3 separate regions of the Homo sapiens genome follow, and all the other regions are linked to region 1. A link is a contact called in ENCODE Hi-C or POLR2A ChIA-PET data. All regions are on one chromosome and are shown on one strand. Each heading gives the region's core, a stretch centred on a gene start or an enhancer-like site at or near the end of the contact. The rest is flanking DNA. Distances are from core to core; before and after follow the strand shown. Region 1 holds the start of LINC02328 (long intergenic non-protein coding RNA 2328). Region 2 holds the start of TSHR-AS1 (TSHR antisense RNA 1). Region 3 overlaps SEL1L (SEL1L adaptor subunit of SYVN1 ubiquitin ligase).

Evidence for each region. Hi-C counts contacts between places; a loop is a spot of excess contacts on that map. ChIA-PET counts read pairs that join two places held with the same protein, here RNA polymerase II (POLR2A). Pooled maps may share reads with other maps.
Region 2: a map of CD8-positive, alpha-beta T cell shows a loop between it and region 1 (12-fold over the local background). The contact joins the promoter of TSHR-AS1 here to the promoter of LINC02328 in region 1. A Hi-C loop is called at or near these places in 2 of 168 maps with a recorded cell type or tissue (CD4-positive, alpha-beta memory T cell and CD8-positive, alpha-beta T cell) and 4 of 50 pooled maps. POLR2A ChIA-PET finds 5 or more read pairs at or near these places in 1 of 52 experiments (T-cell).
Region 3: a loop to region 1 is called in a pooled map, with 11 times the contacts of the local background. The contact joins the enhancer-like site here to the promoter of LINC02328 in region 1. A Hi-C loop is called at or near these places in 4 of 37 single-sample maps with no recorded cell type and 7 of 50 pooled maps.

Annotation. Positions count from the first base shown.
Region 1 is chr14:85,932,024-85,936,490 of GRCh38, forward strand. LINC02328 (long intergenic non-protein coding RNA 2328) reads left to right here and starts at 2,655. Exons shown (of 4, transcript NR_110155.1): 1 at 2,655-2,838. RefSeq lists enhancers at 2,140-2,189, 2,560-2,769.
Region 2 is chr14:81,168,656-81,173,122 of GRCh38, forward strand. TSHR-AS1 (TSHR antisense RNA 1) reads right to left here and starts at 1,751. Exons shown (of 9, transcript XR_007064290.1): 1 at 1,454-1,751. LOC105370594 (a long non-coding RNA gene) reads left to right here and starts at 117. Exons shown (of 2, transcript XR_944073.3): 1 at 117-148; 2 at 1,006-3,180. RefSeq lists enhancers at 1,476-1,535, 1,756-2,125.
Region 3 is chr14:81,472,548-81,477,014 of GRCh38, forward strand. SEL1L (SEL1L adaptor subunit of SYVN1 ubiquitin ligase) reads right to left here. Exons shown (of 21, transcript NM_005065.6): 21 at 1-4,467. The coding sequence ends at 4,425. Among named protein-coding and RNA genes, the nearest start is that of LINC02308, 25 kb to the left of the region's middle. Within about 2 kb of position 1,809, at least 5 of the 41 ENCODE cell types and tissues checked have a DNase peak (open chromatin) inside an H3K27ac peak, as active enhancers do.

The DNA of each region.
Region 1 (4,467 bases), core at 1,405-3,904:
ATTCAAATTAGTCTTTTGTCCATTCGACCTAGAAGTTTTCTGCTTGTATAAATTAAGCAAAAATGCAGTAGGCTTCCTATTAATTTCACTTCTAGGAACACCATTATTAATTAGCCAATGCCAGAGCTCTACACAAATCAGACTGTTCTGATCGTCACTTTGCCTCTGCTGTCCATTACAGTAGCTATGCCCACCTTGCCTTTGATGGTTGAGTGCCACCACTTGGTCCCTGCCACCTCGGGATCCAATTATTCCCATTGTATTTAAATTTTGTATTGAGTGACTACGGTTCCCACTGTTAGATCTGACATACAGAGAAGGGCAATTACAGGTCTCTTCAAAGATGTAGGTGCTGCCCTCACAAATCTATTTCCCAAGGCATTGATCAAGGGTATATCTTCTGGACCCTGCCAGCTGGGATGAGTAGGTCTAAAGTGAATAATCCACTGTACCATCCCAATCTTCCTAAGCCTTTGGATCCCTTCCTCTACATTAAACCAAAGGAGATCAGGCATTTCTAGCTCACTCGTAGTAGGCCATCTTTTAATCTATATTTTAGCTAAACAAGCAAATAAACTATTAGAACCTTTTTTAACTCCCCCAGCTGAAACATTAAATGAACAATCCCTACTTAGTGGGCCCAAATCAATAAATTCAGCCTGATCCAACTCTATGTTCCTTCAACCATTATCCCACACCCTTAATATCCATTCCCATGCCTGTTCTCCAGATTTCTGTTTAAACTCAAGCAATTCTTTTTGGGTGTAGAACATCTCATGGGTCACACTCTCAACCTCACCTCTAGAGGCTCGCCTGGACTTTAGTCTAGTTATAGGTCTAGAAGGAAACAGGGGTGTTGGAGGTGGCTCCTGAAGATAATCAACTTTACCTTGCCTGGAAACTGCCTCAAGGGAGGCCATCACTGTTGCCTCAGGCAGCACAGGGTTTATCTCCTCAGACAAAGGTGGAAAGGCTGATGGCAGTGTGGGTCAGGGAGGGGATATTGTCTCTACTGGGGATGGGGAAGCTGTTTCCTCTGGCCGAAAAGTTTCATCAGAGTTTACAAACTCAGTGTCCCCAGCTTCATTAGGGTCCTCCCACACGTCCCCATTCCAAGTTGCAGGGCCCCATTCTTTTCTAATCAAAGCGCTCACTTTAACAGTGGACACCTGGTGAGGCTGTGCATGCATCTTTCATTACAGGTCAGCCTACATGATAAGGGTTTGTGTCTGTTTTTCCACAATTTCAGCTCTTTCTCTACAGGAAGATAAGACTCTCACTCAGGGCAGTCTTAGCAGATTTGAGGCTCAGTATCTGCTTCTGAGGCCGGGAGATAGAATCCCTGAGTTCATTATTTTCTTTCATCACTTTTTCCACTGAACTTAGGAGCAACCAACCAGCTTCATTATGTTCCTTGGTTCTCCACATATGGTCAAAGGTATTACATGTAGAGTCACTAAAATCCTTGCCTCTCAGGAGCGATGAATCAGGAGTGTCAAATGCATTTATTTTGCATATTTCTCGAACAGTTCATGCCAAGGATTATCAGTGTTCTCCATGCTATTAGAAGTAGAGTTCTTAGCATTTTTGGCGTCTAATATTAAGCAGCCAACACCAGAAATTCCAAAACCAATGAAAGAACTACATCCTTAATATTCTGTTCCTCTAGAAGACCACTTCTGGTACCAACATCTGTATCAGGGTTCTCTAGAGGGAAAGAACTAATGGAACACACATATATACATAAAGGGGAGTTTATTAAGTATTAACTCACACAATCACAAGGTTCCACAATAGGCTGTCTGCAGGCTGAAGAGTAAGAAGAGCCAGTCTGAGTTCCAAAACTGAAGAACTTGGAGTCGGATGTTCCAGGGCAGGAAGCATCCAGCACAAGAGAAAGATGTAGGCTGGGAGACTAGGCCAGTCTCTCTTTTCCATTTTTCTGCCTGCTTATATTCTAGCCACCTGGCAGCTGATTAGATTGTGCCACCCAGATTAAGGGTGGGTCTGCCTTTCCCAGCCCACTAACTCAAATGTTAATCTCCTTTGGGAACACCCTCACAGACACACCCAGGATCAATACTTTGTATCCTTCAATCCAGTCAAATTGACACTCAGTATTAACCATCACATATGTCTTTGCTATTGTGAGTAGTGTGGCAATGTACATACAATAGCATGTGTTTTTTCCAGTATGATGACCTAAATTCCTTTCGTTATATACCCAGTAATGGTGAGGGACTAAGTGGCTAAGTTGGCTGGACTTCCTGGGTCAATAGGGACTTCCCTAAGGGGACTATCCCCTAAACCCAAATAAGTCACAGCTGCAAGCTAAGGGATTTAAACTTCAACCAATCAAAGGGGACTTTCCCCTAAGCCAAAATGAGTCACAGCTGCAAGCTAAGGGATTGAAACTTCAACCAATCATATAGGGAGTTTAAGGTCTAGCTACAGCCTGATGTTTTTAACCAATCAGGCCCATCAACCCACAAGTGGGTTGAAAATAAGCTAATTGTATAGGACAGAAAAAGGAAAAGGGGAGGGGTCATAAGGCGATATAAGCATAAGACACCCAAGCCAGAAACAGCAACCCTTCTGGGTCCCCTTCCACCACGCAGAAGCTTTACTTTCGCTTTCACTTTACTTTTGCTTTCACTTTAACAAATCTTGCAGCCGCACACTCTTTGGGTCCGCCCGTTTCTCTAATCAAGTTGTAACACTCGCTGCTGTGGTCCACAGCTTCATTCCTTGAAGCCCGTGAGACACGAACGCTTCCATTGAGAAAAACCTTCCATCAGAAGAAGACTTCTCGTCTCAGTGGGACTGCTGAGTTGAATGGTACCTCTGTTTTAAGTTCTCTGAAAAGTCTCCAAACTGCTTTTTATAGTGGCTGAACTAATTTTCATTCTCACCAACAGTGTATAAATGTTCCTTTTTCTCTAGACTCGCCAGCATATGTTGTTTTTTGACTGTAGAGTAATAGCCATTGTAACTGGTTTAAGATGATATAGCATTGTGGTTTTGATTTGCATTTCCCTGATGATTAGTGATGACAAGCATTCTTTCATGTTCGTTGGCCGCTTGTATGTCTTCTTTTAAGAAGTGTCTGTACATGTCCTTTGCCCATTTTTTAATGTATTCTGTTTTTTGCTTGTTGTAAGTTCCTTACAGATTCTGGATATTAGGCATTTGTTGGATGCATAGTTTGCAAATATTTTCTCACATTCTGTAGGTTTTCTGTTTACTCTATTGGTAGTTTCTTTTGCTGTGCAGCAGCTCTTTAATTAGGTCCCACTTGTCAATTTTTGTTTTTGCTGCAATTGTTTTTGGGGACTTAGCCAAATTTTCTTTGCCAAGGCCAGTGTTGAGAAGGATATTTCCTAGGATTTTTATAGTTTGAGAGCGTACATTTGAGTCTTTAATTCATCCTCAGTTAATTTTTGTATCTGGTGAAAGGTAGGGATCCAGTTTCAATCTTCTGCATACTAACCAGTTATCCCAGCACCATTTATTGAATAGAGTGTCCTTTCCTTGTTGCTTGTTTTTGTTGGCCTTGTTGAAGATTGGATGGTTGTATAGTCACAGTTTACCTTGTATCTGGGATCTCCTAACCTCCTAAATAATTTTTTAAAAATTTTCATACATTACGGTTAAGTTTTTGTGCTCTAGACTTTTATGGGTTTTGATAAATGCATAATATCATCTATCCACCATTGCAGTATCATACAGAATAGTTTCACCACTCTAGGCAATCTCTTGTGCTTCACCTACTCAAATCTGTGTCTGTGAACCTCTAGAAACCACTGATATCTTTATTTTCTTTATTTTTTCATTTTTAGAGACAGGGTCTTGCTTCGTTTCCCAGTCTGGAGTGCAGTGGCACCATATATATGGCTCACTGCCACCTTTACTTCCTGGGCTCAAAGGATCCTCCTGCCTCAGCCTCCCAAGTAGCTGGGACTACAGGTGTGCACCACCATGCCCAGCTAATTTTTAATTTTTTTTGTAGAGCCAGGGTCTTGCCATCTTGCCCAGGCTGCTTTCAAATGATATCTTTACCCTCTCTATAAGTTTGCTTTTTCCAGAATGTAATATAATCATGCAGTATGCAGCAGTCCTTTCATGCTGGCTTCTTTCATTTAGCAATACACATTTAAGAATCATCTATGTCCTTGTACAGCTTGATAGCTCATTCTTTCCTATCTCTGAATAGTATTTCATTGTATGGATATACCAGAGTTTATTCATTTCTGTGTTGAAGAACATCTTGATAGCTTTCAGTTTTTGGTGATAATTTTATAAAATTCTATAAACATTCATGTGAAAGTTTTCTGTAGTTAAAATTTCTCAAATCATCTAGGTAAATATCTAAGAACCCAGCTGCTGGATTACAAGGTAAAAATATGTTTAGCTTTGTTAGAAACTGCTAAGTTATCCATCAGAGTGGTTGTACCATTCTGCATTTTC
Region 2 (4,467 bases), core at 501-3,000, 4.8 Mb before region 1:
ATTGAACCCAAAGAGGGAGTTATGAAAACCCCAACTTGAAGCTGATTGGTCAGAAATTCTGGAGGCCTGGAGTTGCAACTGACATGTGAAGTAGGGGCAGTCTTGTGGGAATGAATCCTCAACATGTGGGATCTGATGCTATCTCCAGGTAAGCCACAACAGAATTGTAGAATTTGTTGCTTGCTTAGTAGCAGGAAGAACACCTCCACCCCAGTTTGGTCACAGACATCTTCTGTGTTGATTGTTGTTAAGAGAGAGAATAGAAAAAGCACTTTGAGTTTGAGTGTGGTTTTTTCCCACAGAAGTCTTTATTGTCTACAATTCATGAAGCAATTTAATGTTGTTATGCATTATATTTCTTCCACTTTCCTTTAAAACTTAACATTCTAATTTTTCTCTCACAGTCAATATTTTGACCTATTCATGCTTACCAATTTCTTTGTTTTCCATTTCTTCTTTCATCCTCTTTTGAATTTCCATAATCTTTTTTCTAAAGTTTATTGTTTACTAGGTCTTTCTGCCTGGATAGAACTTGTAAATAATAAACACTTTCAGTTTTTATTTTAAAATATCTTTATTTCATCCTGACTGAAATAATATTTTTAGCTGGGTCTAGGTTCCTAGATTGAATTATTTCCCCTTAGTACTCTGAATACACTAACAAGGTCTTTATCCTCGTTTTTAATGAGGAACCTGCTCTTAATGGGTAAGTAGTCATCTCCGAAGTCAGACTGGGTCCAACTTGACTCCACCACTCACTTGCTGTGTGACTTTGGGCAAAGTCTACAATCTCTCTGTACCTCACTTTTCCTATCTGTAAAATGGGGAGAAATCTAAAGCGTAGTGCATTGGGTTATTTAAAGATTCATACATGTGTAGTGTCTGAGACATAAAAAGCATTTGGCATTATTCCTATTTATTTGCTCAAGATGAGATGCCTTCTTGCGTTTGAATTGTTGTGTTACATTGCTCCCAGAAACATCTTGATTAGATGATTTTTCCCAGAAAAATAACAGATGCAGTCAATAAGTGCTGCTCCCACCGAGACACCAAAATATCCCGTAAACCAACACACTCTGAGCAGATCTTCGCAGTGAAACGCTGAGTCCACAGAGCGGCCACACAGACACGAGGCTGAAGAGGAAGGAAGCTGGGAACCCTGCGCGGGGTGAGTGCCAGGACTAGTTCCAGGCCCAGAACGTTTCCTAGGGAAGGGTTGAGTAAAGTGACAGTGGGGCAGCCCACTCTCCTCACGTATTTCTGGGATCCCAGCTATAAGAGATCCTATGACCCCCACAGACAGTTGAATTGGCAGGGGGATCTGCCCAGGGAGTAGGCAGAGACAGAGCTCCAGGTTGCAGGGAGCCCAGGGGGTTTTGTGTGCATGGCAGCTGCAGAGGAAGGTGGCTATAGGCGCCTATCCCCCAAGGCTCCCCATCTGACCTCAACTTACCAGTGAGCCAAGAGAGAGCAGGGCGGTCCTTCCTGCGGGACTGGGGCGCATATGTTCTGCGGGACCCCCTGCACGCAGCCCCTCCCAAAGCCCCTGTCTGGTTGTTCCTGCAGGAGTGTGTGCACTGTGCCGCCTCCGCTGCCCAGCCTGAGTTCTTGCTAGCGACCCCGCCTGAATGCTTTCCAGGCAGCTTGGGAGCACTTCGGATCCCCCAACACAGCAGGGGTCTGACCCCGAGGGGCCGAAAGACAGAGCCCAATGCCCCAAGGTTGCAGCACAGAGCTCAGGAGTGCCCAGCTGAGACCTGTGGCTGGTGCGCAAGCGCGGGGGAGGAGCCTCCACTCAGAACACTGGGAGGAGTGAGAAGCAGTTCGTGGGCCAGCGCGGGATGAGACTTGTCTCTCTCAGGGCCTTTCAGGGAAGGGTTGCGGCCTGTCTGCAAGCCTTAGCCTCTGCCGGAGAGAGCCCCCACAGCTCCGAACACCTAACAAAGGAAACGTAAGTGCAGCTCCAGTGATTGGAGGGGGCTCCTCTAAGGGCCAGGAGAGGACTTGGCAAAAGGATCATCTCTCTCCCCTGAACTATGGAGCATGACTGCGAATACAAAATACCAAAGAGCCAGCGCTGAGTCAGAGCCTGCCGGCAATTACTCTTAAGCGCCATCTACTGGTTTGCCGCCGAAATTACAATTTCAAAATATTCTGCCAGTATAGAGCACCTGTAAAACCCAGAGCAAGAATCTAGCCACAAAGATCCCATACAGAGCCTTGGCCCTCTGAAAGTATCCAGAAATGAAGCCAATTGACTATACTCAACATATACCACAGTTAAGCCCTCAAGGTAAATGAATAATATAAAAACAAGACGACAAAGGAACACCAGCCCTCTCAAAAGAGTCAGCACAAGAACTCTGGCAATTCAAAACGTCAAATAAGCATACTAGCCCCTCAGCAAGGACTGAAATGTCCGGAATGACAGACATAGAATTCAGAATCTGGATACCAAAGAAGCTCATCAAGATTCAAGAGGAAGTAGAAACCCAATCCAAGGAATCCAGTAAAAATGACCCAAAAATTGAAAGACAAAATAGCCATTTTTAAAAAGAACCAAACTGAACTGGAATTTAAAAATTCACTACAAAATTTTCATAATAGTGTTGGAAGCATTAACAGAGGAATAGATCAAGCTGTGGAATCTCAGAGCTCAAAAACTGATTCTTCAAATCAACTCAATCAGATAAAGAAAAAAATTTTAAATATACAAATCTTCAGAGAGGATACTCAATCTGTATCCACTGAACAATTTCTCATTTCCTGCTTCCTCCAGTCCGGAGTAACCACCATTCTACTTTTTGTTTCTAAGAATTTGATCACTGTAGATAACCTCATTTAAGTGGAATTGTGTAGTATTTATCTTTTTGTGATTGGCTTATTTCATGTATGTGAAATGTAAAAAAAAAATGAAGCTAACAAATATTTTATTAAAACTAAACATTAATGTGTTTCATGCCACTGAACTGTACACTTAACCATGGCTAAAATGGTAATCATATTTTATCACAGTAAAAAAAAATGGAAAAACACTCTCAACGCTAACTGTAACACTAACTGTAACAATTAGACCAGTTAGAACAAAAAATTATTTCTTATGGGAAGGTGTTCTATCATTGACATAGTTTAGGATTGCTGGCACATGGTAATAATAAAAAGCACACTACATGTAATCAATTTAATAATGATTGTGTTTATGTTCTCGGCCAGCAGTTCACCTCCTTATTGCCCGTCCCCCAGGACTGACTGCCCCCCTCCCTGGGCACAACACTACTGCAAAATATGCCAAGAGCAGGATTTGATAGCTTTACCATGAGGCTGTCCAGCAATGTGGGCTCCCATGCTCACATATTTAAAGTGGGGTTTTTCAGTAACTGTCTTAGTCTGTTCAGGTTGCTGTAACAAAATACCATGAAATTGGTAGTTTCTAAACAATTGGCATTTATTTCTCAGAGTTCTGGAGACTGAGAAGTCCCAGATCAAGGGGCCAGCAGATTTGGTGTCTGGTGAGAGTCTGTTCCTTGTTGCACTCTCACATGGTGGAAAGGGCTAGCTAGTTCTCTGAGTCTCTTCCTAAGTGCATTATGCCCTCACTGCCGAAAGACACCCCGTCTAATACCATCACCTTGGGTTAGAATGGCAGCATATGAATTTGGGGGTGTAGAAACATTCAGACCATAACAATAACCACAGGACATTTGTCTCCAAGTTTCTATATTCCTGATGCATCCTGCCATGAAACCCGCAGAAGCCACGCCCACTTTAATTGCATTAGGGAGCTCTCTTAGGAATAAACTTATTTCACCATCAGATTCACCAGAAGGGAAGTGATATGAGGTAAGGCTAGACAGATCTCCTTCAAGCAAACAAACATACTTTTTTTTTTTTCTGTGAAAACATTCTTTTCCTTTAACTCATTGAACTATTAGGAGAGGGCAAAAACAGAACTGACTACTTTGCCAACCCCCAAGTCTTCACTGAATGACTCTTCAGAAGGACTTTGCTGTCATGGTCCCAGCCAGTGTTTTTATTTGTCTCTCTGTCTTTTCAGAGTGGTGAGTACAGACAGTGGAGAGTGAAGAACTGTCCCCAGAATATCTCCTCTGAACAGAAACAAGAGACCAGGTTGGCTGCAAGGCCACAGCCTCTTATTAACAGGTGTAGCTAAGATGGAAACATTTGTTCCTGGAAACTGAGGTGACGAAAAGACCCATCCCATCCTAAGCTAGGGATGGAGTATCTTGACCTCACTCTGCCAATCTGCCCTAGCTTCAAACTATGGTCTCGCTGTGTGGCCTTAGGCAAATTACTTGGCCTCCACAAAGCTCCATCAACTCATCTGTAAAATGAAGATAAAAATAACCACCCTCAAGACTACTGTATTTGAAAAAACAGGCAATGCATTTGTCACTCAAGAAGTATTTGTTCCGAGTCCCCATCCCTGTTTTCTTCATACTTGCTGCA
Region 3 (4,467 bases), core at 559-3,058, 4.5 Mb before region 1:
GTACGTGTCTCTGCAAGTCCTCTTAAAAAATTCCTGGGACAAGGCAATGCATAAACAAACTTTAGATAAATAATATTATAATCAGGCTAAAGTGAATCACGCTTACTACATATCAAGGCTGCTTCAAGACAAAGATATCAGAGATTTAAAAGATAACATTTCTTAGCAAATTCATGTTCTCCCTAGGGCAATATTGGACTTGTAAAAATCTGAATTTCAGGAGTTTAAAATGAAAGATAAATTCAAATTGCCACAAGTGAATGTTTTCAGAAGCTTCTGAATTTCCAAAAAACATTAAAAAATTGAATCATTCAGCTTAAAAAAAGTCTGTCTGGAAAGGTGCTTGGTTGTGGTATATTACAGCATACAGGATAACCAGAGGTGGAATCTTTATTTCACAAGTTTCAAGATACAGTACAAAACGATTCTGTACATCTCTCTATTAACAGGATTTGTTTACACAATTATATTACACTTCACCAACCTTTATACTGCATTTCATTAAATACAAAATACATTTACAAAAAGAGTCTACCATGGTGTTCCTTCACAATGCCAGCTTAAGGTCTTTTAAAACTTCCTCTTCTACATATTTATAGTGGTTACATCTTGATTATATCAACATTATGAGTTTTATGAGTTTATTTTCTAATCAAAGAGAATAGTGTCAGCCTGTTTCTCAAACCAAATAGGAAAAACAGCATGTGAGATGATTCCCTGCACATAACCAAGGAATCCTTTTCATGCACACAACATTGGACTTTTACTTGTGCAGTCACTTTAACATACAAATCATCTTTCCTTGGGATCGTTTTAAATTTTCTTGAAATACCAAGTGGGTGGAGAGCTTCTTTTCAATGAATACCACACATTTAAAATCCAGATCGTGCCTCAGGCATTCAGGAGTGTTATATTTTAATTTATATTTGAGAGTGATGACTGATGAAAAATATTTGCATGAAAATAGAAATTTTCTTTTGTTCTGATCATTTCTTACATACTTCTAGTCATAATAATGTGTAATACATATATATATTATGAGATTCACTTTCAAAACAAATATCAGCTGTCACTGAAATATAGCCCTGCTTGTCTTGGCAGGTAAAGGGGCTGTTTTCATGACACATCTTGTTTTGAAATGTGCATGTGAAATGTTAGTCCGAACCTCTGTAAAGGAAGTTTTTGCGTATGTAGTTAGACATTAATACACATGCTATACACATAAAGAATTGTGTTTTTCATTTATAGGCCTGCATGCATACTTCCAAAACACTGGTTTGAAGAATGAACATGAGGATAAAAGAAGGGAGAGAAAGACAAAGCAAAATAAAAAAAAATTCCTATATATATATTAATAAAATACTTAAGTTTCCTGGAGGCATCAACGGCTCTTTAAATAAATCATCAGATCATCACCAGATCACTGGCAGGGGTTTCCAAAACTTCCCAACAGTACAGAGACAGAATGGCTTAGTGGTAAGACTCTCACATGTAAGGTAAAAATTAACCTAATATGCAAAAAAGTAACAAATCCTTAGTATCAAGATTAATAATTTATAAATTCATCTGAGTTAAGTGCTAAACAATACATTTTGAAAAGAAGTCATCTTTGATTTACTTTTTCTTTGCCATTGACTGCTAATCAAAAATAAGCCTTACCTAGAAAACAGAAACTGAAACTTCAAACACAGAGACAGAAAAAAAAAAAAAAACCCACCAATGCTACCTCTGTAAAATAAAACTAGAAGCAAAATGAATAGTTTCAAGACAGTCGGCTAACCAACAAACCAAATGCACAAGAGAATACTAAACAGGGTTTTACTGTCATCAAGTTCGAAGGCAGGAAGACAGACTAGAAAAGGTCTTAGGAGAGATGGGCTACCATGGACAAATGAAGCCACACTCTATCTGTTAAATCTAAATTCTAACATTAAAACTCCTGAATCCTGGAGTTAGTTTAATGTCACTGACATTAACTAGCTTTAGTTATTGTCATTTTATTCAAATGGATGCCATTTGATTAGGTAAGTATTGAGCATTATTTTAGGAGAAAAACCAAACCCAACTCCTATTTGCTTAGGTACCATGTCCCATGAACAAAAAAGAAGAAGAGAGCAAAGTATTTTTGAGACAGTCTTTAAGTGAAGCCATAAGAACTAAGTTATTTGAAAGACACCATTCACAAACTGCTGGCAGCAAGTGACCCAGGGTAAAATGAAGTAGAAACAAGCCAAGAAAAGGAAATTCAGAACATTAACAATAGAAAAAGGCAAGTGGTAAACTAATAAGAAGTGTGTTTTTATATGAACAACAAGACTGCACTTTCCCATCCAGCCTTAGGTGGCACACACTGTTTTAAGAAATGTTTTCTCAAAGCACGTACTCAATGGAGGGAAGGAAAGTTAGATATAAAAATCTTGCTAAAGGAAAAATGAGGGTGGATGGCAGAAGAAAAAAGTGAAAGTTGGTAGTCATCTTGGGTGGTTTTTCAACTTTTAAATAAATTATAACAGTTCCTTCTAAAGGAAGTGTGGCTGCTACCGTGGATTACACTTATTTTGAAGCGGGGAGAAGGGACAGTGGTGGAGACACCAAAGTACTGTACCAACTGCACTCAAATCTCTACATGTAAGAGACCAAACAAGTCTCACTATTTACAAGAGTTGCCTAAAGCAACATTACACTTAGGGGGGGTAAGTTTCCTACCTTTCACAGATACGCTTTCATACATATGGCTCTCTTGGTGACTAACTCTTCGAATTTGGAAGCAATTATCTGGGAGGAAAGTTTTGCTTACCAGGTTTCCCATAATTCTCTAAACACAAAAAGGTATACAACTTCATATATAAAAGCCTTCATGTTCATTATAGACTAGTTAAATCTAGTTCTAACTACTACCCCAACTTCAAAAATCAAAGCAGTACAACTCTACAAGCAATAAACTTTTCAAGTTTTCTGGCAGATGAGGGATTCTGGGAAAAAAGCATGAAGGTTAGTATAAACATACTGACATCAGTAGGCATAGAAAACCTGCTCAGATACGAATGCAGTCTCAGACAAGATACAGGCTGGTGAACACCACCATCTGACAATAAAATGAAATACAAATTCAGTTTAAGCTTTAATTATTTCACGTGTGTAATTATGTGAAACTCTTCAGTTTTTTTCCCATACTATTTAACCAGACAATCCTGAAGCATAGTAGCCTTGATTTTCCTAATGTTAACAGTGAGAAAATGGTGACTATGATAGCTAAGCAGTGGCTGGCTTTCTATTATAATATAAAACTATCAGAAATAAAAAGATACCTGAATAGTATAGAACAGTACAAACAGGTTTTGGCTTTCATCAACCACTGAGTTTAATCCATCTTTGATTCTCTGAGTTTTAGTATTATAATAGTAGTCACTGTAAGCCATACCCTGGCAATGATATTTCATATTTAAAGAATTCAGGAAGGTGATGTGTTCTTTGTGCAAAAAGAAATGCAAAGTAAAATAAATCCTGGGAACAAATGCTTCAACTTTAGGAAAAGTATGTCTGTGTCTGTGATCGTAGTACCCCAACCAGAGTTCGTTTTGTTTTCTAATTTCTCCCACTTAGTCCATCCTCTGGCTTCTGGATCAAGGCTCTGTATATTCAAAACAAACAAGCAAATTACAGAGTAGGTGGGGCAAACTCGCGTTAGTGCAAGGAGTCAGTTCACAAGGTTTTGCATAAGTATATTCCATTCCAAAGAAGTAAAGCTCACAAAAAACTCCTTAACAAGGCCTTTCATTCTTTGAAGGAGAGGAGTATGGTATACCGTGTGACAATCACCAATAAGAAACCTCCCAACCCTCCCTTTTAAAATAACAAATATGCTGAATATGTCTAATTGCATGTGGACTGGTAAGAGTTTCTCAGTTATCGCAGTTCCAAAACATTTTCAAGATAGCTTTTTTTTTTTTTAACTTAAAAGGCAAGTTCTATTTTCAGACTTTCGAACACGTTTAAACTTGCAACTGGGTTTTCCTTTTTACACTGATCAGTTTTTAGTGTCGATGCACAATACCTTAAAGATGGTTGACATTAAGAACTTATGCACACTGAAATAATGACCAAAAGGATCCAAGAAAGATAGCTGGATACAGTAGACATTACTCTGAGTGTCTCACATATGTTTCCAGAAAAGAAAAAAAAAAGCCACTGAAAGTTGTTATTCCATATGGCACTGAAACAAACATTCAGCTCAGTTTAGGTAAGAGTTACTTATCCCTGAAAATAAAGGCATCAGATTCTAAGCAGCTTTAGGAATTCAATGCTTCCTTGTGCCGTGCCTCTTCTGGGAGGTGACCACTGATCCAAGGTCCTAAATCAAATGCAAGTGTTCCCAGCAGATAACTTCCTTCGCTGTCACTGATCAAGGCTGGACCCAGTGCCTATTACTGTGGTGGCTGCTGCTCTGGTGGCCCCTCCTGCTGGGGT